3 separate regions of the Mus musculus genome follow, and regions 1 and 3 are each linked to region 2. Evidence: chromatin loops called from intact Hi-C (ENCODE). Cell type or tissue: gastrocnemius. All regions are shown on one strand.

What was found. Hi-C counts contacts between places; a loop is a spot of excess contacts. Peaks named below come from ENCODE experiments on the same cell type or tissue, not always from the same donor. Only the 100,000 strongest peaks of a DNase experiment are listed, where the experiment ranks them.
Region 1: a loop joins it to region 2, with 3 times the contacts of the local background. A loop is called at or near these places in 16 of 42 quality-filtered maps.
Region 3: it touches region 2 in a loop (12-fold over the local background); 28 of 42 quality-filtered maps call a loop at or near these places.

What each region holds. Positions count from the first base shown.
Region 1 is chr6:101,613,424-101,621,423 of GRCm38, forward strand. No RefSeq gene overlaps it. Among named protein-coding and RNA genes, the nearest start is that of Gm34335, 98 kb to the left of the region's middle. In gastrocnemius, a CTCF peak has its summit at 3,597 (motif pointing left); no DNase peak of the experiment used is centred here.
Region 2 is chr6:101,263,407-101,271,406 of GRCm38, forward strand. The region is part of intron 3 of Pdzrn3 (PDZ domain containing RING finger 3); the gene reads right to left. Among named protein-coding and RNA genes, the nearest start is that of Gm33934, 4.5 kb to the right of the region's middle. In gastrocnemius, a CTCF peak has its summit at 3,614 (motif pointing right); a DNase peak (open chromatin) is centred at 3,604; H3K27ac peaks cover 1,503 bases.
Region 3 is chr6:101,530,496-101,538,495 of GRCm38, forward strand. Gm34335 (a long non-coding RNA gene) reads left to right here. Exons shown (of 2, transcript XR_869335.2): 2 at 6,695-8,000. Among named protein-coding and RNA genes, the nearest start is that of Gm34335, 15 kb to the left of the region's middle. In gastrocnemius, a CTCF peak has its summit at 4,092 (motif pointing left); DNase peaks (open chromatin) are centred at 1,159 and 4,064; H3K4me3 peaks cover 764 bases; H3K27ac peaks cover 1,362 bases.

The sequences.
Region 1 (8,000 bases), 350 kb after region 2:
AGGTTGTTGTTAGTGGTCTAGGTAATTGCAAATGCCTTGCTGGTTTAAGAACAAGTGAGTATTTCAGGAGACTGGGGGTCAGGTAAGCATTTTAATGTTAAGTCTTCTTCTGTAGCAGGATTATGTTGGACAGAAAATAAGTTTTGAATTGCAGAGAAGCAAGGGCCATTGCTTAATTCTTTTAGCCTGTGTCTAGTGTTTGTCTCATACACAGGATTGTTGGATTGGAGGAATGACCTCAGTCCTCAAGGTGTGGCTATCTGACCATATTATGAGACTCTAATAGCTTTTAGAAAACCTCTACTGTAGTGCAGATTCCTTATACATATATTTTGTGTAATTACAAAACAACCCTAGCCTTAATGACAGTAGCAGGGTCAGCGTAAAGGGAGTCTTTCCTGTGACTGTTGATGATGTGCCCCTCAGTACATATAAGCTGTAATTTAAAACCTCCTCCAGAACCGTAGGTTGAAATACCATAATTAATGGGTCTAACTGCCATGAATTAAACTGCCCTCCTTTGGCAAAAGGGGAGGAAGAAGAACTCAGAGAAAAACGATGCCCCATATGTTGGTGACTTAGCTCCAGACTGTAGAAAGACACCAGGCACTTGGAAGTTAGTGAGAAGAAAGAGAATGATCTAGGCAAGCCATTTCTCCCAGGTTTGTTTGTTCCTGCCATGGAAGGACAATCACATGAGGGTGAAGTCAAGTGCTTCACAAGATTCTTGTCCTCAAAAGCAAGTCTTAATACGACACTGAAGAGGTGGGTGTTGAGGGAATGTCTCAGTTGGCAAAGTGCTTGCTGAGCAAGCACAAGGTCCTAGGTTTGAATCTCAGGACCCATGCAAAATCAGAGTATGGGAGGTAAGACAGGAGAAACCCTGAGTCTAGTAGATAACCAGTCTAGCAAAATTGCTGAGTCCTGTGTCCCAGTAAGAGAGACTATCTTAAAAGCATAATTGAACACTCCTGCAATTCACTTCTGGCCTCCATGTGCACACATACTTTCATGGAGGTACACATACACACACATATACACAGACAGAGAGGGAGGGGAAGGGGGAGGGGGAGAGGGAGAAGGGGAGGGGGAGAGGGTGAAGGGGAGGGGGAGGGGGAGAGGGAGAGGGAGAGGGAGAGACAGAAATTCAACATTATTTCACATTCAAGAGAAAGTGTAAGTAGTTCTGACTTGTCCTTTGTGTGCTTAAACCACACTACTTAGCTCTCCCCCTTCTCCTAGCATGAACAGGACACACCGACCACTCTGTGCAGTGGCATTCACATCCTCGCCAGCATCTGCTGTCACCTGAATTTTTGATCTTAGACATTCTGACTGGGTTTTGATTTGCATTTCCCTGATGGTTAAGGATGTTGAACATTTTTTCAGGTGCTTCTCAGCCATTCGGTATTCATCAGGTGAGAATTCTTTGTTTAGCTCTGTGCCCCATTTTTTAATAGGGTTATTTGAATTTCTGGAATCCATCTTCTTGAGCTCTTTGTATATATTGGATATTAGTCCCCTATCTGATTTAGGATCGGTAAAGATCCTTTCCCAATCTGTTGGTGGCCTTTTTGTCTTATTGACAGTGTCTTTTGCCTTACAGAAGCTTTGCAATTTTATGAGGTCCCATTTGTCAATTCTTGATCTTATGGTTTTCAAAGGAGAATCCAGAAGAAAACTTCTTACATAAAAACTGTCCTGACATCTGAAAAGAAAAAATAACTATGAGGTTGAACATGCTCTTCCAAGCAAATTGTACTACACTTTATGAACGTTTTTATTGTTTTCTCTATGTCATCTTTGTTTTCTCCCTGTGGTCTCAGGGATGGGACCCAGAATTTCATACATGCTCAGGAAGTACTCTAGTACAAAGTGATGTCCTCAGCCTTCTTGATAAGGTCATCGTATGATTCATGCATTGAAGCAATATTGCTAAGAGCAAGAATTCCATCTGATTGTGTTAATTCTTCCTTCACTAAAAAGGTATGCCCCAGGCATATGACAACTCAGGAATATCCTTTACTCTAGTTATATTTCAAGAGGCCTTCCAAGGAAGTAGACAGATTAAAGACTGGAGTCAAGGACACATAGACTTGAGTCTCCACAATGGTAGCAGTGTGACCTTTGTAGATTTCAGTGCTTTGGCTTGAAAAAATAGGGATCTTAGGCTGGTGAGTTGAGGTCATAGGTGAGACTGAAGGTGCTCAGCACTAATCTTGATGATCTGAGTTTGATTCCTAGGACTCTCATTGTGGCAGGAGAGCACTGGCTCTTGCATACTGTCCTCAGTCTTCCACATGTACTGCAACACACACACACACACACACACACACACACACACACACACACACACACACACACGTACATGCACACACACATGCACACACACACACAAGTAAAACTGTTATTAATCATAGGGATACTAACAGGACTGAAGTAACACTGTTCATGAAGACTGAGATTGTGTGTGCATAGGACATGACCAGCACTCACTAAGTCCTCATTAAACTTTAGCTTTCATTTTTAATCACAAAATGGATTCATTTCCTAAGGCCATTATTATATGTCACCCTGAACTCTGAGCCTTCTAACAACAGCAATTTGCTCACTCAGTATTTCATGTCACAAGATCCAAGTCACATGGTTAGCTGGGTTCTCTCTCTCCAAAGGCCCCAGTGAAGAACCCTCTCCTGCCTTATCCAGGTTTGGAGACTTCAAGGAATCTACTTGCCTTCATAACTTACATCTCTCTGTTTGTCATAATATGTCCTGTTCTTCTGCTAGTCCTTCTTGTGTGTATTTCTCATAAGGACCTCTGACACTAGACTCCAGCACTGACAATGCAGGGTGACCTCATCTTGAATCTTAGTTACATTTGCAAAGATCCTGTCATCTTGGGCTTATCAAGATGGGTGCTCAAGATTAGGTCACTAAACTGTCCTTCTGAGGGCCACATTTTAACTCATGACATAGCATGCGTGGCTAAGAGGATTTGCCTTTTTAAACATGTGAATTAATCTCTTCTAATTCTACGTGTTTTCCTATGACAAAGGAATGTGAATCAAACCCACTGAAAATTATAAAAAGCATCAGGAGTGAATGGGGGGGTGGTAGCAAGAAGGGAGGAGATGGACATAGGGGTAGGAGGGGACACTTTCAATGTACATGGATATATGTAGAAAGTTATGAAAGCAGAGTCTAAACAGAACTCCAAGGTGGGAGTGGGGAGTGGATTTGACCCCTAGATTTCTACTTAGCAGGAGTGAGTACTAACATTTCAGTGCTGGTGTGCATGCTAGCAGAGGCAGAACTCAGCTAAAGGCACTAAAACATAATCTGGCATAAGATATTTAATTCCTGTTAACAATAAACATTATTGTAAACATTGCTTTCTCAGGGTCTGTCAGGTAAGTGACAGGGTTGCTAGAAACATTCCTCTTCTTGAACATTTTACCTGTTGACCTGTAAAGTGTTTCCTACTACTGTTTCTTAATGCACCATGGTTTCCAGAACCCCACCGCAGGTTGTTCATTATTCTACAAGTGGAGTCAGTGGAGAAGATGGCAATTATGCTAGGATATTCTGCCATCTGCAGGTAGTCATGGGCTGCTGCAACACTCATAAAACAAATTAATTACATGGGTTCGGAAAGGGACCTTTTACTTAGAGTCTCTGAAGGCTCCAAATCTACTATTGCATTCTTGCTAATTAATACAGACATCCTTTGGCGAGTGTGTAGAATTAATTTCAGGATTCTTAGAGACCAAAACTTTTAGATACTCATGTCCCTTACATAAAATTTTATATGCCTTTATTTTGTCTTCTTTGTAGTAGTTATAATACCTAATGCCATACATACACTATGCAAATACTTTTCAAACTGTGTTATTTTGGGGGAAGGCAACAAAGAAAAGATTAACATATTCAGTATAGATACACAATCCCTTTCTCTGTTGGTTCAACAGAGAACACTTGTAGTTTATTCAGTCCACATAGAGAGGAAGGCCTGTGATGTACTCAGTCAAAAACATTTCTTTATAGAAGATGCTTGAAGATGTGTGTGGGCCACTCCCACGCACTTGGGATCTGCCTACCAGCAGATGTCCACATATTCAGCTCAGTAGGCTTTTGTTGTACAAATCAGCAGCTTCTCACTTGTTCTTGGGTCATGAGTAAAACCCAAGGCTTTGTTGGAGATGGATAGATGTGGGCTTTGCCCATCCTCCTGAATCTGGTGCCATAGTGAGCTGTGTATCAACAGGCTTGCCGTGTGCTGCTGCTGCAGCCAGATGTCAAAGAACTGGTAGATGTTGGAAGCCTACATTTTCATGAAATGGGTGAGATGGGTGTGTTTCTTAGTTAGGGTTTCTATTGCTGTAAAGAGATCATCACCATGGCTGCTCTTATAAAGGAAAACATTTAACTGGGGCTGGCTTACAGTTTCAAAGATTGTCCATTATCATCATGGCAGGAGCATGGCAGCATGCATACAAACATGGTGCTGGAACTGAGAGTTGTCCATCTTTATGTTCGGGCAGCAGAGGGAGACTGTGTGCCATACTCAGCATAACTTCAGCATATCTGAGACCTCAAAGCCCATCTCCACGCTGATATGCTTCCTCTAGCAAGGCCACGACTATGCGAACAAGCTCATATCTCCTAATAGTGCCATTTCTTATGGGCCATATGAGACTATGAGTCTATGGAGGTCATATCTGCTCAAACTATCACAGGAGGGAAGGTAAAAATCTGAGCACTATAGCAGAGAAGCTAATGAGAGACTCTGACCTGCGTGCATCACTTTGTAAATCAGCAAGTGGAAAGACATGATTTTGATAAAAACAAAACAAAACAAAGAAAAACAAAACAAAACAAAATCTCATGTATTGGCAACACTGCTAGTGTTTTCTTTACTGCTGAGGGATTATATTTATTTTTATCCATATATTCTTATACCTGTTTATATTTTACATAAAAGCAATGTTGGCTTAGATTGCCTTCAATTTTATCTTAAATTTAAAATCACTTATGGGTTTAAATTGAACCCATTAAGTAAATATTTTTATGTACTCAGCTAAAACAAGAGCTGAAAAATGCAGAGTCAAAAGGATACACTATTCTACCTTATGGAAGATCAGTTAAAAATAAAACTAGGCTATTCTTAAACATGTTAATGTAATTACAGTGACACACACACACACACACACACACACACACACACACACACACCTTACTCTATAGCCCAGACTGGTCTAGATTCACCATGTAGTCTACAGCAGTCCTCCTGCCTCAGTCTCCTAAGTGTTGCAATTGCAGATTGGGAGGATAGCTTATGGGGGATTTTTTTCTTAGATATTTTCTTTATTTAAATTTCAAATATTATCCCCTTTCCTGATTTCCACCACCCTAGAAACCCTCTATCCCATTCCCCCTCCTCCTGATTTTATGAGGGTGTGCCCCCACCCACCCACTCCCTCCTCCCCACCCTTGAATTCCCTTACACTGGGGCGTCAAGCCTTTACAGGACCAAGGGCCTCTTCTCTGATTGATGCCTGACAAGGCCATCTGCTGCTATATATACAGCTGAAGCCATGGGTCCCTCCATGTGTTCTCCTTGGTTGGTGGTTTAGACCCTGGAAGCTCTGGTTGCTTCATATCGTTGTTCTTTCTATGGGGTTGCAAACCCCTTCAGCTCCTTCAGTCCTTTCTCTAGCTCCCCCATTGGGGGCCCCATGATCAGTTCAATGGTTGGCTGCGAGCATCCACCTCATTATATGTCAGGCTTTGGCAAAGCCTTTCAGAAGACAGCTGTATCAGGCTCCTGTCAGCATGTACTTCTTGGCATCTACAACAGTGTCTGTGTTTGTTGACTGTAAATGGGATGGATCCCCAGGTAGGACAGTCTCTGGATGGCCTTTCCTTCAGTCTCTGCTCTGCACACAATGGTGTACTACTAAGTTATTAAAAACAACGAATTCTTCTTCAGTTTCATGTGTTTTGCAAATTGTACCTTATATCTCACTATACTAAGTTTCTGAGCTAATATCCACTTATCAGTGAGTACATATTATTTGAGTTTTTTTGTGATTGTGTTACCTCACTCAGGATGATGCCCTCCAGGTCCAACCATTTGCCTAGGAATTTCATAAATTCATTCTTTTTAATAGCCGAGTAGTACTCCATTGTGTAAATGTACAACATTTTTTGTATCCATTCCTCTGTTGAGGGGCATCTGGGTTCTTTCCAGCTTCTGGCTATTATAAATAAGGCTGCTATGAACATAGTGGAGCATGTGTCCTTCTTACTGGTTGGGACATCTTCTGGATATATGCCCATGAGAGGTTTTGCAGGATCCTCCGGTAATACTATGTCCAATTTTCTGAGGAACTGATTTCCAGAAATCGCCAGACTGATTTACAGAGTGGTTGTACAAGCTTGCAATCCCACCAACAATGGAGGAGTGTTCCTCTTTCTCCACATCCTCGCCAGCATATGCTGTCACCTGAATTTTTGATCTTAGCCATTCTGACTGGTGTGAGACAGAATCTCAGGGTTGTTTTGATTTGCATTTCTCTGATGATTAAGGATGTTGAACATTTTTTTCAGGTGCTTCTCAGCCATTCGATATCCCTCGGGTGAGAATTCTTTGTTTAGCTCTGAGCCCCATCTTTTAAGGGGGTTATTTGATTTTCTGGAGTCCATCCTCTTGAGTTCTTTATATATATTGGATATTAGTCCCCTATCTGATTTAAGATAGGTAAAGATCCTTTCCCAATCTGTTGGTGGCCTTTTTGTCTTATTGACCTGTCTTTTGCCTTGCAGAAGCTTTGTAGTTTCATGAGGTCCCATTTGTCAATCCTCAATCTTACAGCACAAGCCATTGCTGTTCTATTCAGGAATTTTTCCCCTGTGCCCATATCTTCGAGGCTTTTCCTCACTTTCTCCTCTATAAGTTTCAGTGTCTCTGGTTTTATGTGAAGTTCCTTGATCCACTTAGATTTGACCTTAGTACAAGGAGATAAGTATGGATCGATTCACATTCTTCTACATGACAACAACCAGTTGTGCCAGCACCAATTGTTGAAAATGCTGTCTTTCTTCCACTGGATGGTTTTAGCTCCCTTGTCAAAGATCAAGTGACCATAGGTGTGTGGGTTCATTTCTGGGTCTTCAATTCTATTCCATTGGTCTACTTGTCTGTCTCTATACCAGTACCATGCAGTTTTTATCACAATTGCTCTGTAGTAAAGCTTTAGGTCAGGCATGGTGATTCCACCAGAGGTTCTTTTATCCTTGAGAAGACTTTTTGCTATCCTAGGTTTTTTGTTATTCCAGATGAATTTGCAAATTGCTCCTTCTAATTCGTTGAAGAATTGAGTTGGAATTTTGATGGGGATTGCATTGAATCTGTAGATTGGTTTTGGCAAGATAGCCATTTTTACATTGTTGATCCTGCCAATCCATGAGCATGGGAGATCTTTCCATCTTCTGAGATCTTCTTTAATTTCTTTCTTCAGAGACTTGAAGTTTTTATCATACAGATCTTTCACCTCCTTAGTTAGAGTCACGCCAAGATATTTTATATTATTTGTGACTATTGAGAAGGGTGTTGTTTCCCTAATTTCTTTCTCAGCCTGTTTATTCTTTGTATAGAGAAAGGCCATTGACTTGTTTGAGTTTATTTTATATCCAGCTACTTCACCGAAGCTGTTTATCAGGTTTAGGAGTTCTCTGGTGGAATTTTTAGAGTCATTTATATATACTATCATATCATCTGCAAAAAGTGATATTTTGACTTCCTCTTTTCCAATTTGTATCCCCTTGATCTCCTTTTGTTGTCGAATTGCTCTGGCTAATACTTCAAGTACTATGTTGAAAAGGTAGGGAGAAAGTGGGCAGCCTTGTCTAGTCCCTGATTTTAGTGGGATTGCTTCCAGCTTCTCTCCATTTACTTTGATGTTGGCTACTGGTTTGCTGTAGATTGCTTTTATCATGTT
Region 2 (8,000 bases):
TGCGACCCACAGGTCTGAGAGGCACTGCTCTATAAAAAGATAGCACAGAATACAGTGTTAGTCAGCAACTGTGTGGTACAAGTGGCAAAGGAACTCGCATAAAATTTACATGGGATTTAATTAGTTGATAATGGGTCGTTAATTGAATGGCTTAGGAAAGGAATCGTATTCTCTTAGACACATAAAGGCTCCATTCAGGAAGAAAAGATTTGTTTTTCCTTGGCCCTTCTAGGCTAGCAGAACCACCTGTGCAAATACCGGGCTTCAGCCTGATGACAAGTGGGGTTTTATGGTACCAGGAAGATTTCCATCTCCATGACAACCTTTCTGGTTCCAAACAGTGAATGTTATGTTTCTGGAATCAACATCTCCACCAAGGCAGCAGACTGGATTAGGGCCTCCCACACATCGCCACAGTCATTCCCGGACAACCATTTGACAAGCCCCTGCTGGGCAGCAACCATTGATCCATCTGACCTGGTTTGCAGGGACTCTGTCTTCTGGGTGATGCACTGTTTGAAAGGGAAGTAAGTCTTCCATTCAACCACTCCCTGCACTAAGCACTTTTCTCATCTCCAAAATCTACCACATGTGCAGAGAGGGTAGGAGGTGTGGTTGCTGGGTGTGAAATCCAGGCAAAAGCCCCCCAACAGGCTAGGCAACCATCCACCAATGAGCAGCACACAGCTTCAATCTCATACCATCTTCTTTTTGTATTAGGTCTGATACCCATCCAAGGCACATTTTGCATGAAAATCAGAATTTGTAGCTATTTCGCTTAAGCATTATGTAGATAATGTAACTTGTAATATTTATCAACACAACTTGGATATAGGACTTAGATCCACAAAGGGCTTCCTGGAAAACTCCCTCAAAATATGTTTGAAAAAACACATCAGTCATATTCTTACATGAATGTGCTTGGGATATGGAAAATAGTTTTTGCAGCCATTGCTCCTGGCTCTTTGCAAATGACAGTCCACTGAGGTTTTGATTTACGGTCAAATCCCATTCGTACTCTCAGACAGCGTGACACCCGAGGGTGGAGGCGCAGAATTTAAGAGTATGGGATTGTGGAGCTGAAGGCAAAGATTTTCTTCTTTTAATTAAGAAATAAGTTATCGTTCTAGACATGCATGCCACTTTATGTAGCTGGTTTTCATGAATAATGATGTCAGAGGTGCCCCCTCTGACAGACCCTTCACACAAACTCTGGTCTTAGCCTTTGTCTCAGGGTCCAGCGTGTAGGACTTTGCTCAGAATTAAAACTCACAAGACTTGATCATAGTATGCTCTTTACGTGACCAAGTTTCTTGCTGTTTTAAGAGTATTGGACTACAATATACAAACTAGAAATTATAATAACACAGCAGCGCCTCTTTCTTAATTAAAAGTTACAGAACACCAGGGAATTAAATTAGGGGAAAACCATCTGACAAACCAGTAGATCAAGAAGGCCCCAAATCAAGACTGTCAAACCATCCACCTTCTGAAAAATACCCTATCATCAAACTTATCAAATCAAATCACTGGATAACTTATAAAAGTTACTTTGAACCTTTGGCACATATTTAGTAGCAAAGGGCTGTATGTTTTTCAAGGTGTTAAGGTTATAGGTGGTTTCAACATCATTTTTGAAAAATTGGGCAGAAAGACAGTAAAGATAAAGTGAACTGCAGTCCAGCAGATGAAGCAATAAATGGAATTAAGAGAGCCACCCATCCCCCACCCCCACCCCCATCCCCAGCTGACTCCCCAACCTGTCCCTCCCTGATGATGAATGCTCTGCCTCTGGCTTAATTCCAGTCACTCAAGAGCCATTCCATCCCCTCTAGACTGGTGGTTCTCAACCTTTCTAGGGCTTCAACCCTTTAATATGATCCCTCATGCTGTGCTGACCCCTAAACCACAAAATTATTATTGTTGCTAATTGAGAACTGTAATTTTGCTACTGTCGTGAATCATAACGTGGATATCTGTGCTGCAAGCCACAGGTTGAGACTCACTGCTCTAAATGGTCAGCACCTTCATTTATGTGCGACACACATTCACCCGTGACCACCCCAACCAACAGAGATGCCAAAAGACCACAGCTTGTGACACCCGCTGGTAGTGAAAGAAACTCATGAGAAGGGCCAAAGGTCTCCATTGGAATAACATATTCCATGTGACTTCAGAATAATTATAAAGTCAAACAGCAGCACAGGCAGAGCATAGAGTTTATAAAGGGCATACTCTAGACACCAGCAGCCCTAAGGTCAAGGCGTCAGCTCTGGGTGTGAAGATCTTCCCTCTGTATCTGCACATGGTTGAAGATGGCAGCCAGCGCTATGCTCTATAAAGCCAGCTTGCTTCCTCTCTTCCTTCCTTCCCTCCCTCCTTCTCCCCTCCCCACTTCCTTTCTTTTTGAGACAGGACTTCACGTAGCCCCGGCTAGCTTTCAATTCCCTATGTAGCTGAAGGTGATCTTGACCTTCTGCCCCCCCTGCATTCATTTCTGGAGTGTTGGGATTACAGGCACACTCCACCATGCCTGGTTTACATTGTGTTAGGGTTTGGGGCTAAGGCTCTGTGTGTGTTAGACAAGCATGCTATCAACTGAGCTATGGCCGCAGCCTGGAGAAGCCCTGTGTATGATGGAGAAGCCCTCACAACCAAGTTATCTCTTGTAGGTCCCAATGTCTTAACCTACAGAAGAGTCACATGGATACTGTACAGCCATTAAAGACTCTGAAGCCCAACCCACCTGTGAGGAAAGATATGGCTCCTTAGTTTATGGTATACTGCTAAGGTGAGACTGTTCTGCAAGACGCACAGAAGACAAGCACTGAAGTATCAGGCTGCTTTTTTTCTTCTGCCTTGTGAGAAGTTTCTCACTGAGAGATTTTAATCTTTTTTTTTTTTTTTTTAATGAACTTTCCTATGTCAGTAACTTGGGGGAAGTTATAGAGTTCTATCATACTAGATCTAATTAGAACAATCAAGGCATTGGCTCAAGTTATTTCCTGGGACGGCATCCTTTACTCGGATCCAGGGCTGGACACATTAAGCCAAACTTACATCAGTCTCCAAAAATCTCACGATATGGCTTAGTTGTAGTCTGCTTGCCTAGAACACACAAAGCTCTAACTTCTATTCCCGGCACTGCATAGACGGGGTATGGTAGTACACACCCATAATTCTGGCACTCAGAATGTGGAGGTGGGGTATCTATGGCTGGAAAGTGAATTCATGACCCACCTGGCTTACAGGAGACCCTGTCTCAAAACAAAGCAAAATCTGGTGGCAGGAACGGACAAGAGAGAGAGAGAGACAGAGACAGAGACAGAGAGAGAGAGACAGAGAGAGAGAGACAGAGAAACAGAGAAACAGAGAGAGACAGAGACAGAGAGTCAGAGAGAGACACAGAGAGAGACAGAGAGAGAGAGACAGACAGACAGACAGACCAGGTGGAGTTGCACAGTAAAGCCAGCCCAAGTTTTTCCATACTTGCTTCCAACCAGGTGTCACATGACAGCTAGTTCCACCCTGGAGGGAGGCAATAGGCTGCTGTGCTTCCAGAGCTAGGACAAGCCTTGCCATTTCCTTTGCACAGACATGAGGGGCCACTAGGGGGTGATCTAGGAATGGGTGGTTTTTCCATCCTTAGAAAGACCAGGCAAGCAGTCTCTTAACTTCCAAACCTGTCATCTAAAGGTACTAGTCCCTACACAGGCTCTCCTTTAATCTGAATTATGATTACAAATAGTCTCTTTTTAAGTTTCCGGGAAATGCAATCAGAAAGGGGTTTCTGTTACACCCGTGTGCAATGGAAAGGCATGACAGCTAGAACTGAGAAGTTGAAAAATCATTTTTTTTTCCTATTCTGTCTATTTTCCTAGTTATAACCAAGCCCCCCCCCCCTGTGTCTTCCAAACCTAGGGGTGGGGTGAACCGGGTGGGTGGGAGGGACTGGTGGGGGTTGGAGGGGGAGCAAGAAAGGAAAATAAATAACAGTTGAATGAACAGCTTGTGTCCCTTTGAGGTTTTATTTACATATTATGACTGTGGTTTTAAACAGACCTAAAACTTCTTACAGCAAAAACAAGTCCCCCAACCCAGCCTTCCTCACTTGTTATCTGGAAGTGTATTTTTAATGGCTATTGGACCCTCACCACCCGGGGAGCTTGCTATAGGACTTAACTCTCAGAAGCTGCCTGACCCAAATCCTTTATAGAAGGAGGCTGGATATAAATAAGGATTTTTTTTTTTTTAATGCAAAGACATACTTGGTTGTTTACATCTCTCTGTATTTGACTCTTTCCTTTCCTATTTTTCCAAGCCTCATAGAGGAAACGGCTTTCCTTCCTGGTCCTGGCACGGTGTGCTCTCAGAACAGCACAAGCCCTTAAGGTGACACGTTATGTGCTAAAGGACATTTCACAGGCCACAGACAGACATGAGCACAGCCCTGGCAAGGCCAAGAAGATGTCCTCTGCTCTTTGTTTGCCTCTGAATGGCTCCACTGTCTGTGAATGAAGCTCATGAAGTTATCCTGCCTGCCTGCCTCAGTTTCCCCTTCTACTGAGCTACCCAATTAGATAGAGCGGATGGGGTCTTTTGGGTCTTGTGGTATCGTGGCTCAAGGCAGGCCTGATCTCAACACATACTAACTCACTGATAGGCCTTGCCAAGAGTCCAAAGGGCCCAAATTTGTCCCCTAAGAGACAAAAGAGTTGCACAGAACTCACATTTAAAATAAGGATTTTGGGCATTTGTGCCTTCAGATGGCACAATGACCCTCAGGAGGTGTTGGTTCTGGTTGGACAATCAATTCTTGCCAAAAGACACCTGAATAAATAGCAAACAGACAACTTCCAGCCCTGCTTCCCGGCATGGGGGTGTGCTCCAAGACAAGAACACCACCCAGCAAATGTTTCCACCTGGGGACACAAGGGCCAGGGCTCCCTCCCATCCTTTCCTTGAAAGCCACAGTTGCAAATGTTTTGACAACAAGGGATTATCTTGAAAGGAGTGGCAACAACAAAAAGCCATTTGTTTCTTTTACTGTGACTGATTCCTTTGTTGGACATTGGGGGTGGGGCTGGGGGAAAGCAGGCCTCCAACAAATGTTTCCTATGAAAGGCAAGTATTTTGATGATAGCCCCATGAGTTAGCAACCAGCTTGGTGAACTTCTTGGCTTAAGCATCTATTGGATCCTCTGTGCCTCCTGTCTCTTCTGCTGATTAAGTCCTTAGCCAGGAATCAAGTATGGCTGCAGTGAATATGGTTCTCGTGAATGTAAAGGGAGGGCCCTTTATACTGGTTTTACCCAGGATCTGAGTGCATTTCTAATTGTCCACCTAAGAAGAAATCCTTTAGTGCTGTAAGAAAAAAACTACATGAGGTTGTCAGAGCAGCATTGCCTGGAAAAGCAAGCAGAGCTGGAGGCAAACTCAATATCCCGCAACAACCAATGGTTAGCGTTTAATGTTCTGTCATCACAAAGATGCCCAAGCCAGGGAGGTATCTGGGAGATCACATGAGTACCCAACAGAAGTGGGAAGAACACACGTCGGAAGCACAGAGACAGGCAGACCTCTGAGGTGAGGAGGTGTCTGGTGTGCAGGGAATGCACGGGGGTGCATTGAAAGATGGCTCAAGTTCTGCACAATGTACAATTCTAAGAAGAAAATATCAACATACTTCCACCTTACGTTTTTCAAAAGATGGAGGGAGAAAAACAAGTCACTAAAGATGGTGCAGCACAAAGGTTACCAGGGATGCTAAGCAAGCCCCGTGACTTGAGTTTCTTCCATTTGCTTTTCTCTATTAAAAACCATCCTTTTCTCCCAATAAAAAGAACAAATAAACAAGCCCTTAGCCTTGTGTGCCCTAGACTCTGCCCATTCCGGAGAATGAAGCCACTGGAGAAACTTCAGTCAATGCAAAAATAAAAATAAAAAGGGCCCAAGCAGGAAGCAGGGCTGCCCTGCCCACACAGTCCTGTCTGTATAAGAATACTGGAGACCAGTGAGGCCTGGTAGTCAGTCCCTGGCCCCATTTCTTAGCCAGAGGACCAAGCTCGGCTGCAGGTGGGCAAATCCTGCTGCACTCACGCTGTTTCCTGTGCGCTTGGGACATATTTCCTCATAGTTCCTGTTTCACAGCAGCAAGGCCCCTGAAACCACATCCCTGGGGCAGCTGGTCCCTGGGCAGCTCATGGAATGGAAACAAAAAACAACGGTCCTGTTTCTTACTGCAGTGAAGTTCCATCCACAGCACCAGCAGACAAAACAGAGCATGCTGGAAAAAACAAAAAAACAAACAAAAAAAAACCCAAAAAACAAAAACAAAAAGCAATAACAACAACAACAACACCCCAGCTTGCTGGCCAACGGAAAAGAAATCCATGTATTTGAACCAAAGCTTGCTGGGCGCATGTAAAACAGATACCTCATTGTGCTCAGTTTAAAAGGAGCCTTCCTTCGGGAGCAGGGCCTTGTGGGGCTGACAGTTAAATCACAACGGCCCATATTGACATGGATGGCTTCCAAACATCTGGGTGAATACATAATATTTCCATTTCACAGGAACCAGGGACATAACAAGGCAGAAGTCAGGGAGGCCAGGTTGGAAACCCTGGTTAACAGGTTTCTGTTCAAGACCGGAGCTTATGGCCTCGCAGAAGAAGTTCACACTCAGCTGCTGCTCACAGTTTTCCTGTTTTTTACTTTTTTCTTTTTCCTTCAAATTAAGGAACAAATTTAACAGCATGGCTAAGAAAAGCTTGGAGCATGTGCACTGTGTGCATGTTCTTGCATGCAGGGCACAGGGAGGGCATGTGCATGTGGAGGTCAGAGGTCAACCCTGGGGGGGGGGCACTCTCCTCAGGAGCCATCCACCTTGTTTTGTTCTGTTTTCCTAGATCAGAACTCTCAGTGCCCTGAGCCAGCTAATTCAGCTAGGCAGGCTGGCCAGGGAGCCCTAGGGATCCACTGAGTTTTGCCTTCCTAGGGATGGGGTTAAAAGTTTGCCCCCACCATACCTGTACTGCTAGGGATGGAACTCCTGTCCTCGCCCTGCATGGCTAGCACATTGACTGAGCCATTTCCCCAGCTCTCGAGAAGCCTTCCCATCTATGTGTTAACTCCCCCTCCACTGGAAGGAGCATGCTCCACTGTGCAGGCATTAACGGGGAAGCTGGAGGACTCTGGGTTTCTTGGGAGAAGGCACAGTCCCACAAACCTCTGGAAGCAGAGACCCCGTCCAAGTTCAGACAGGAAACACCTGGGCCTCCACCCCCACTCCGAACACACTTTACATTTCAAAACAGATGATTCGGAATTGTTCATAAATATTTGTCTTGCTTCAATAAAACACTTTGCAGCCAGTTTCCTAAACCCTTGTGCAGAAGGCTCAAGCATACACGCTATGAGTGGTCCACATTCTTTTACCATTGCATGTATTTGGGTGGACAATATCCTGGGGACATAAAACCCAAAGGCAGTCATTTAATCGTGTCATAAGGGGATTTCAGGGTAGCTTTCCTTCAGGGATACACAACTCTCTGCATCTATAAAGCTCAAATCGATCTCTACTTGTTTTTGAGCAGGGGGAAAAATAGAGTTGAAATATATAGACAACTCAAGTTGTCCTAACTTTCCTATTATAGTAAATGAGAGGTGGGAACAGTCTCTTGGAGGCTTAGCGAAGCTTTACTGTCATTGATTATCAAACCTCAGCTACAGGCTAGAGCCATATTAAAGGCAAAAGGTAGAGTTATACTAATGGCCTCAGAGCCAACATGCCCTGTATTTAAACACATTTTAAAGCACATTGAACCCTTGACAACGTTTTCAAAATTGTTTTAAACCCTAAAATGAAAGTACTCTCCATCTCTATGCTAAAAATTCAACGTTGAAAAGCCCCTGTGACCTAGTAGTCTCCAAATTGTCTATCTTCCTATGGACGTGGGGGGTATTCATGTAGTTTAACAAATACAGTGATAACTAGATAT
Region 3 (8,000 bases), 270 kb after region 2:
ACCAAACTAAAAAACCAAACCAAAACAATATAACAGAGCCAAACAAAGAATCAGACAGAAACTCAAACTAATTTAAAATACGCAAAGGATTTGAGCAGACCTTTCTCCAACAAGGTTACAGAAAATGCTACCAGTTCTGTGAAGAGACACTCACAACTCTCCAGGGTGATACTGTTTTAAATCTGTTAGGATGGTTTTAAAACAAACAACAGGCAAAACAAAAGATAATAAGGATTGGTAAGGATGTGGAGAAATGTGTGGTAGAGTGTAATATTAATCTCCTACCATGGAAAAGCATATAGAACAATGTTATGGTTATTTAATCTAACAACACTTCTCCTGAGGATTTTCCCAAATAATACAAAATAAGATATCAAAAGTCAAATCATTATTCTTATTGATCATCAATGTATCCTTCACAAAAGCCATGGTAATGAAGAAATCAACTGAATGCCCACCCAAAGGAGAATTGATAAATAAGATGTGTAATATGACATAATAGAATATTATTCTGTTCTTAACGAGAAGAAACATTTCCCACATGGACTAATATCAATGAAGTGTTGGATACTATGCTACATTTAAAAAGTTGGTTAGCACCCATTTGTGTGAGACATCTGGAATAGTCAAACACAAAGAAACAGAGAGCAGAATTGGTGGTTGTGGATGCTGAGGGAGAGGAGTTTTTATTCAATGGGTATAATATTCAGTTACAAATGATGACTGAGTTCTAGAGACCAAGCCAATTATTAATAGTGTATAGTATATTTAAATATTCCATAAAGAGCTGAGCTCAGGTGTCTTCACCAATTTTCTTTTCTTAATGAAGATGGGATAGACAATAGGAACTTGAAAATGATTTCATCTGTGAGACTAGTCATTTTTCCCAGCTCTGCAATATACTAGTCAGTTTGTGTTAGACCTGCAGTAACAAACACCACGGCCCTCATTAACCAGACCTTTCCTTTGTATGTCAAGTCTTTCGCTAGGTACACAAAGGCTACAGCTCATGCAATCTCAAATTGATCCTCATAGACACTGGGAAATATTATGGGATTTCCCAGTTTTACTAATGAGGAAATGGAGCTTAAAATTTGTCAGGCAACATGACCAAGGTGCCAAGCTAAGTCACAGCAGCACGTGGCAGGATGCCCAGCTACACCCTCCTTTTCTTTTAGCCATTATTAAAGAAAATTTGCCCTGTGCCCTAGAGGCCAACTCCCTTCCCCCAAGTTTCTAATCAAGATGACAAAGAAAGATGGAGTCCCAAGCAGGTGAGCATTTGGCCTGACTGGGGCTCTCCTCTATCAAATTGTATGAGGTGTTGTCACATGAATAATAATTGGCCATCTGGGAGGAAAAGGAGGCTCTGAACCCTAGGTTGTTGGAGCCTGCTATGTGCTCCTTTGGTCTCTCTTGGTAACTCTTTACCAGGAAGTAACTTGCATCTTTGGTGCATTTTTTATTTCAGAACGATTACTGCTAAAATGATCTGAGTTAGGAATGTGAGAGGATTCTGGCCCCTTGAGCATTTGTATGGAAATAAAAAGCAAAGCTGATTCTCTCTACTCCAGTTTAAATAAAACCACAAGATGAGCTCAGCCTGCACCCTCCCCCACTATCCCTACCTCCGCTCTTATGAAAGACCAGCAATTCTTGGAACACGGGATTACAACAGCGCTTCTTGCCTGACGTTCTCATCCTTACCAAAAAAAAAATCTTTATAGTCCTCACTATGTGCTGTGTTTGGCCTCTAACTCTTTTTAAAGGTCTTGAGACCCCAAACATATTCCCTCTAAGCCTGTTCTATTGAAACCTTTGGAAGTGTGTACACTTCTCAGAAATGTAATTGGGATAATTGGGATGCTCTGCCCACCAGGGTTTTGTTTTGCAAGAGTCAATTGATGTCATGTAAGTCGTTCACTTTTCTCCCTTTTCTTCCCAAGTCTTTTTAATCTTAGAACCAGGAAGTCCCATTTTGCCAGCAGACGATGAACTGTAACCACAGAAAGTTGGAGGCGGGTTCAAAGCCGGCTTGAATATGCTTTAACTTTGGCAGAAAGCATTTGCTGCCCCCTCATTTGGGAGGAACGCCTCAGTAGGGAGTGGGATAGATAAGGGTGTGACAGGGCCAGCTATGTTATTGGTGACACGGCCAGTGGGCTGTCTCCTGTTAGTCCTGTGTGGTATGTGTCAGGGAAAGCAGTCTTGTTCTGGGAGGTTCTGAGCAAGACCGAAGAAAACTAGGTTTCATTTTCCACTCAGACACTGTTGTGGAAAGAGTGAGTCGCTCTGCTCCTTGTTTCTGTGCCCAGAATAAAGGGGCCACTATTAATTCCTTCATTCTGTTTGAATAAGAAGAGCTAACACATTCAGTGCTCAAAACAGTGACATAGTGATGCTGCCTCACAGTCCCCTGTTCTTTTCCTGACAAACTCTCTTGCCACTCAGTTTTTATCTTTCCATAATACAGAGAAGCTCACAGGCATTGACCGTCTTGTGGCCTTTCGTCTTTCTCAATCATGTCGATGATGCATCTTTCCACAGACTTTACCTTTGCTTCAGGATACTGGGGAACTTCAAAACTTCCTTAATTGAAGATATATATATATATATATATATATATATATATATATACATACATATATATACATACACACACATATATATATATATATATACACACACATATATTCATCTATCTATATGTATATTATTTTCTTCAATGCTGTTGCAAAGAGTTTGTCACTCTTCTTATGTTACCTATGTTTTGTTTTGTTTTCATGTGTGTGGAATGTGCTTATAGGGTATATATATGCATTTTGGCATGTATGTAGGAGCATGTCTGTGGGTGAGCCCTAGGTTTGACACTGAGTATTGTCTTTAATCAGTCCTCCCTTTATTAATCAAGACAGGGTCTCTTAACGAGCCTTTATCTATCAATTCCGGTTAGTTTGGCTAGCCACCTTGTCCCAGGGATCTTCTGTCTTTGGCTTCCAAGTCTGGGATTAAAGACAGTTGCTGTACTGCTCGCCTTTTACATAGGTTCTGGGGATCTGAACTCAGATCCTCACACTTGTATAAGCAAGCACTTTATCCAATGAGACATCTCCCTAGCCTACCCGCTCGCTCCCCTGCATATATCAGTCTAACAGTACATTCTAAACTAATCACTGACTCCCATGAATTGGATGGTCCTTCTGATCAACCTTGTTCAATAGAACTCAGTCATGGTAGAAGTTCCTACATCTGTGTTTCTAATACGGCTACCACTAGAGACATTTGGTTGTGATTGAACACTTGAAGTGTGGCCATTGTACCCAAGGAATGGATTTTTTTAAATTTTACTTTAATGCTAATTGTCAACTCCCAAAGCTTAGAAGGCTTGTGATTCCTATACTGAGGAGCACAGCCTGAGACTGGACCCTCCTTGAGGCATTACCACCTATGATTAGCAGTGCCTAGCATGTATTTGCTGCCCCCTCATTTGAGACTCAGTTAATATTGACTTCATTCACTGCTGGATTTATGTCTGATAATAATGCTACCAGAAAGACAGTAGTAACTTCAGCCATTTCATCTTTATATAAAAAACAGGTAGAAAGCAAAATGAAATCATCTGACAGTGTAACATGGTTATGTGGTGTTGTGTTTAGGGACCAGGATGTGGGATGTTTCAGATAAATCCTCGGTCCTGTTATTTTACTGCAGGACTTCAGTATATGTGAGTGAATTCTTATGTAAGTAGTTGCGCATGCAAGTTACTGGGGGGAGGGGCAGCATTTTATAGTCAGCTAATTGTCTCCATACAATTAGACATGCAAAGGCTTGCTCATATAAAAGCCAACAGAAAGGAAATAGGAGGGCGTGGGGGAGTTGGCACACCGCTTACAGATCATTAGTATTGTGCACATATTTAAAGGCTATATTGGCTAAATGGATCTCTTTTAAAAGAGAAAGAGTGTATCATAAAAGAAAGATTACAATAGCCAACAAATTGGGCAGCTGCTCTGCTATGTGAGATTGTTAACTTTCAGATGCTGATGGCCTCAAAGTTCAGAATCACACGGCGAAGGAGATGCTGCCACCTCCTGGTATTTATCTGCAGTGAACCAGGATTTCTGATGCTGTGGCTCATTGTTCTAATTCGCATGATTTAAAGTTGCATATTAAGAGTAATTCTAAAATTACTCTACTTTGGAGAGGAGAACATTACCACGCTTCAGAATTTCCATCTTTGTACCAATAAATATAGCCATCTGGGTGTTTTCAAATTCTCATTTAGCTAGATTCATTTAGCTGATTCATGACAAGTGTTCCCTAACAAAGGGCTGTCATTCTGTGTCAATGATGGAACTGTGCATCTTTGTGGACACTGATCAGGCTTTGTACAGTTGCTGACTTATTGAATCAAACCCATTTTTGAATCTTTCTTAACACTATACCTGAAGCCACAGGGCCGGGCCAAAGAGCTATTATAATTTTATAGAGCCCGATAATTTCATTTGAATGAAAAATCTTGGTAGACTAATCAGTGCTGTTTATCAGAATTCAGAAGCTGGGTTGACATCTTGAGTAATCAGAAATAGCCAAAGAGATGAGAGATTTTGAGCTTTCATAAGTAGGGCTCTCTATATAGAAGGTTGTAGATTTATATAGTGCTTTAAGATGAGAATCACATGGGGGTTTTGGGTATCTCCACATGATCAAGCTGCTGGATGAAAAGAAAGAGGTATCAATGTGGAGAAGTGAATGAGGAGAAGAAAGAAGCATTTGTTTTTGACGTGTATATAAATAAATTTCAATGAAAAAATGGGTGGTAGGCAACCCATGCCCAAATCATCAATGTCCATCACATGTTTTAATGCTCCTTGCATTAGTCGCCTTTTTCTTTGCTAAAACAAAATAACCTTTGAAAACAACTAAAGGAAGATTGGGTTGATCCTAGCTCATAATTTGAGGATGCAGTGCATCATGACAGGAAGTGAATTTGGGCAGGAGTGCCAGGTAGCTGGTTACACATTTCTGCGGCCACAAACCAGAATGTTGACTGCTGCAGCTTAATTTGCTTTCTCTTTTTTATTCAGTTCAGGACCCCAGCCCATAGGTCTTCAAGCATCTAGAACGCCGTATCTAGAAACTCCTTCACAAACAAACCCAGAGGTTTATCTCCTAGGTGGTTCTAGATCCTCTCAAGCTGTCAATCAATATCAACCATCACACTCCCCTCCCGGTAGGGTTCAGCTGCCTCTCTGGATCATCAATTGACCTCCCATCATCTACTCAGCCATTTGTTAAAAAGATGTCCCTTGTATGTAACCTCCTAGAGTTGCATTAAATTGATCCATGCTCACTAATTCATGGATTCAACTAATCATTTAAGTAACACTGCTGCACATATACTAACCACCTGATATACTATTAAGGACACCAAAGAGCATGTGATATAGCCCTTGGCATTAAAGAACACATTTTTTTCCCCTCTTGTGTGTTCTGAAACACAGGAGCTATGTCAAACACTTTACATCTCATTAGGTATTCATTTGGTCAACAATATTTACAAAATTTACTGCTGTGTGTCAGACATTGTGCTAAGTGTAAAGAAGAAACAATGTTGAGATAGGATTCCTCACCTCGTAGATGCTGCTGTGCCTTGGGAAAGGAAGGTAAAGAAACAATGGATCAAACCATGGTTTTCTGTACTTCCCCAGGGCATTTTGGATAGTCAGGGCTTGATTTTCTATACTGCAAAACCTCACAGATGTGACTAGGCATGTTGTTTTTCTGATAATGGATGTGGGTGTAGCAGTAACACATTTCTTACCCAAATCTCTCAAAATCAGGATTTTATGTATTTTTTTGTGATGTTTTCTCCAGACTTCCATGGTATGTTGTATCTTTCCATAGTCCTTTAATATTTTCTTTTCATTCAGTCCACATAACTTCCTATTTTATAACTGGGATGACACCTGGCATGACATAAAGAGGACAGAGATGTGGGATGGCTAACACATGACTGTCACCGCAAGTGTTGAGACAGTAGCCTGTGTATCTCTAAGAAGAATAGGTATTATCCAAGTTAAGAAATCAGAGGGAAGGGGACATGGCAAAGGATTATGGGTAGAAAGAACAATGTTTTTAGAAGCCCCAAGGAAAACTCCTGGAATAAGAAGTCTTAGGTCTATTTTTACACATGAACAAGCTGAGGTTAACCTGTACTTGTGCTTGATCTGAACTTGGAACAAAAGGAATAGGATGAATTTCCTGCTTCTGTACTTCTACAAAATACTAAATGTGGGATTCCCATATTTCATGTGTAGCTTACTCACTTACATTCCCTTGCAGGATCAGGGACACAGATGTAGCCTTCAGAGTTGGTGAGCATTTGAAGACTGCTTTTAGTTTCCAGTGGTCACAAACAACCTCATCTATGCTTATTCTAAAGATGAAGAGATTTGTTGGAAGGCCTAGCTTTTCATGATGTCAACTTCAAAAGATTTAGAATCACCATGGAAACAAATCTCTCAGTATGCCTGTGAGGGTGTTTCTAGGTTAGGTTGATAGAGGATGAAGGACCCACCCCATGGTAAGTAGTATCATCTCACTGGCTGATTTCCTGAACTCAAGAAAAAATTGAAAGTGTTTACATCTCTTTGAGCCCTGGCTTTCATCTCTCTCTGTTTTCTCACTGTAGATGCTGAGGTGACCAGGACCTCATGCTGTTGCTCCTGTGCCCCGTTGCTCTCTCTAATGGACTTTACCCTCAAACTGTGAGCAAAAGAAGACTCTTCAAGTAGCTTTTTCAGGTATTGTGTTATAGCAACAAGAGCAATAGGAACAAGAAGAACAACAAGAACAAGAACAAGAACAACAACAACAACAACAAGAACAACAAGAACAACAACAACAACAACAACAACAACAACAACAACAGTAACTAACATAGGCAGACACTGGGGAGAGGAATTGCCAGGCCATACAACAACTGTAAAAGACAATGGTAAACACTTTCAAGAGTCAATATTCCAACTTTGGTTCACACCTGCAGTTTACAAAAAACCACCCCTTCCGCATCCTTTAGAATGCGATTTAGTAAGGTATATCTTTTCAAACTTAGCCAGTCTGATGGGTCGAATGCTATCCCACTGTGATTTTAATTTAAGGTTCCTTCATGACTAGTGATGTTAAGCAACTTTCTGTATATTTATTGGCTGTTTTCCCAGTACTATTTATCAGATGGCCGCTTCTTGGCATCTGGTTTAAGGTTAAGCGCCTTAAGGATGAATACATCTAGTTTCCAAAGACAGTGCACTGTTTTTACAGTTCTCCAAGTTCATGGTTCTCATTAGTTCTTTTAACAGAGACACCCTCTAGATTTGTGGGGCTCTGCTTTTTCTCACTAAGTGGCTCTCTCGGGCCAAACTTTCTATATGTGGATTTGGTTCAATAAATGTACAAAATCAAGGACAGACCAAATAGAAAGCCACTAAAGGCCATTGGCTAGGTCATCAAATGGTCTCTTAGATGGTGGTGGCTGAACACTAGCCTAGGAAAATATGTGTATCTTCCCATCATTTTCTAAGTAAAAGTCTCAATGGACATGTTACTGTGAATTTATGATGTTCTTTGAGGAGTTTGGGTTAGTTCTGTAATAAAAATCCTGGCTTATGGAGACACGCGTCTGGTTCCCACACATTTAAGGCTAAAGAGAGCACAACTAAGTTTTCTTAAGGTCAGCTTACTGATGTCTCCAAGGATAAAAGCCACCTTCTGATTGAAGTCTTGCTTTCATCATAGTTTTGGCAAAGGATTCCCAAGTTCCATTCCCCCGGGATGATCAGCTAGAGTTTTCTTTTGTCTCTTGTTATGAAGAATTCACTTTGGCAGGGATGAAGGGTATTGCAGGCCTTTCTGTTTTAATTTCAAGATTTTTACAATCAGACCCAAGAAGACAATTGTAACCAATGAAAACCATCCACTAGGAATAGAGACTAAGATAC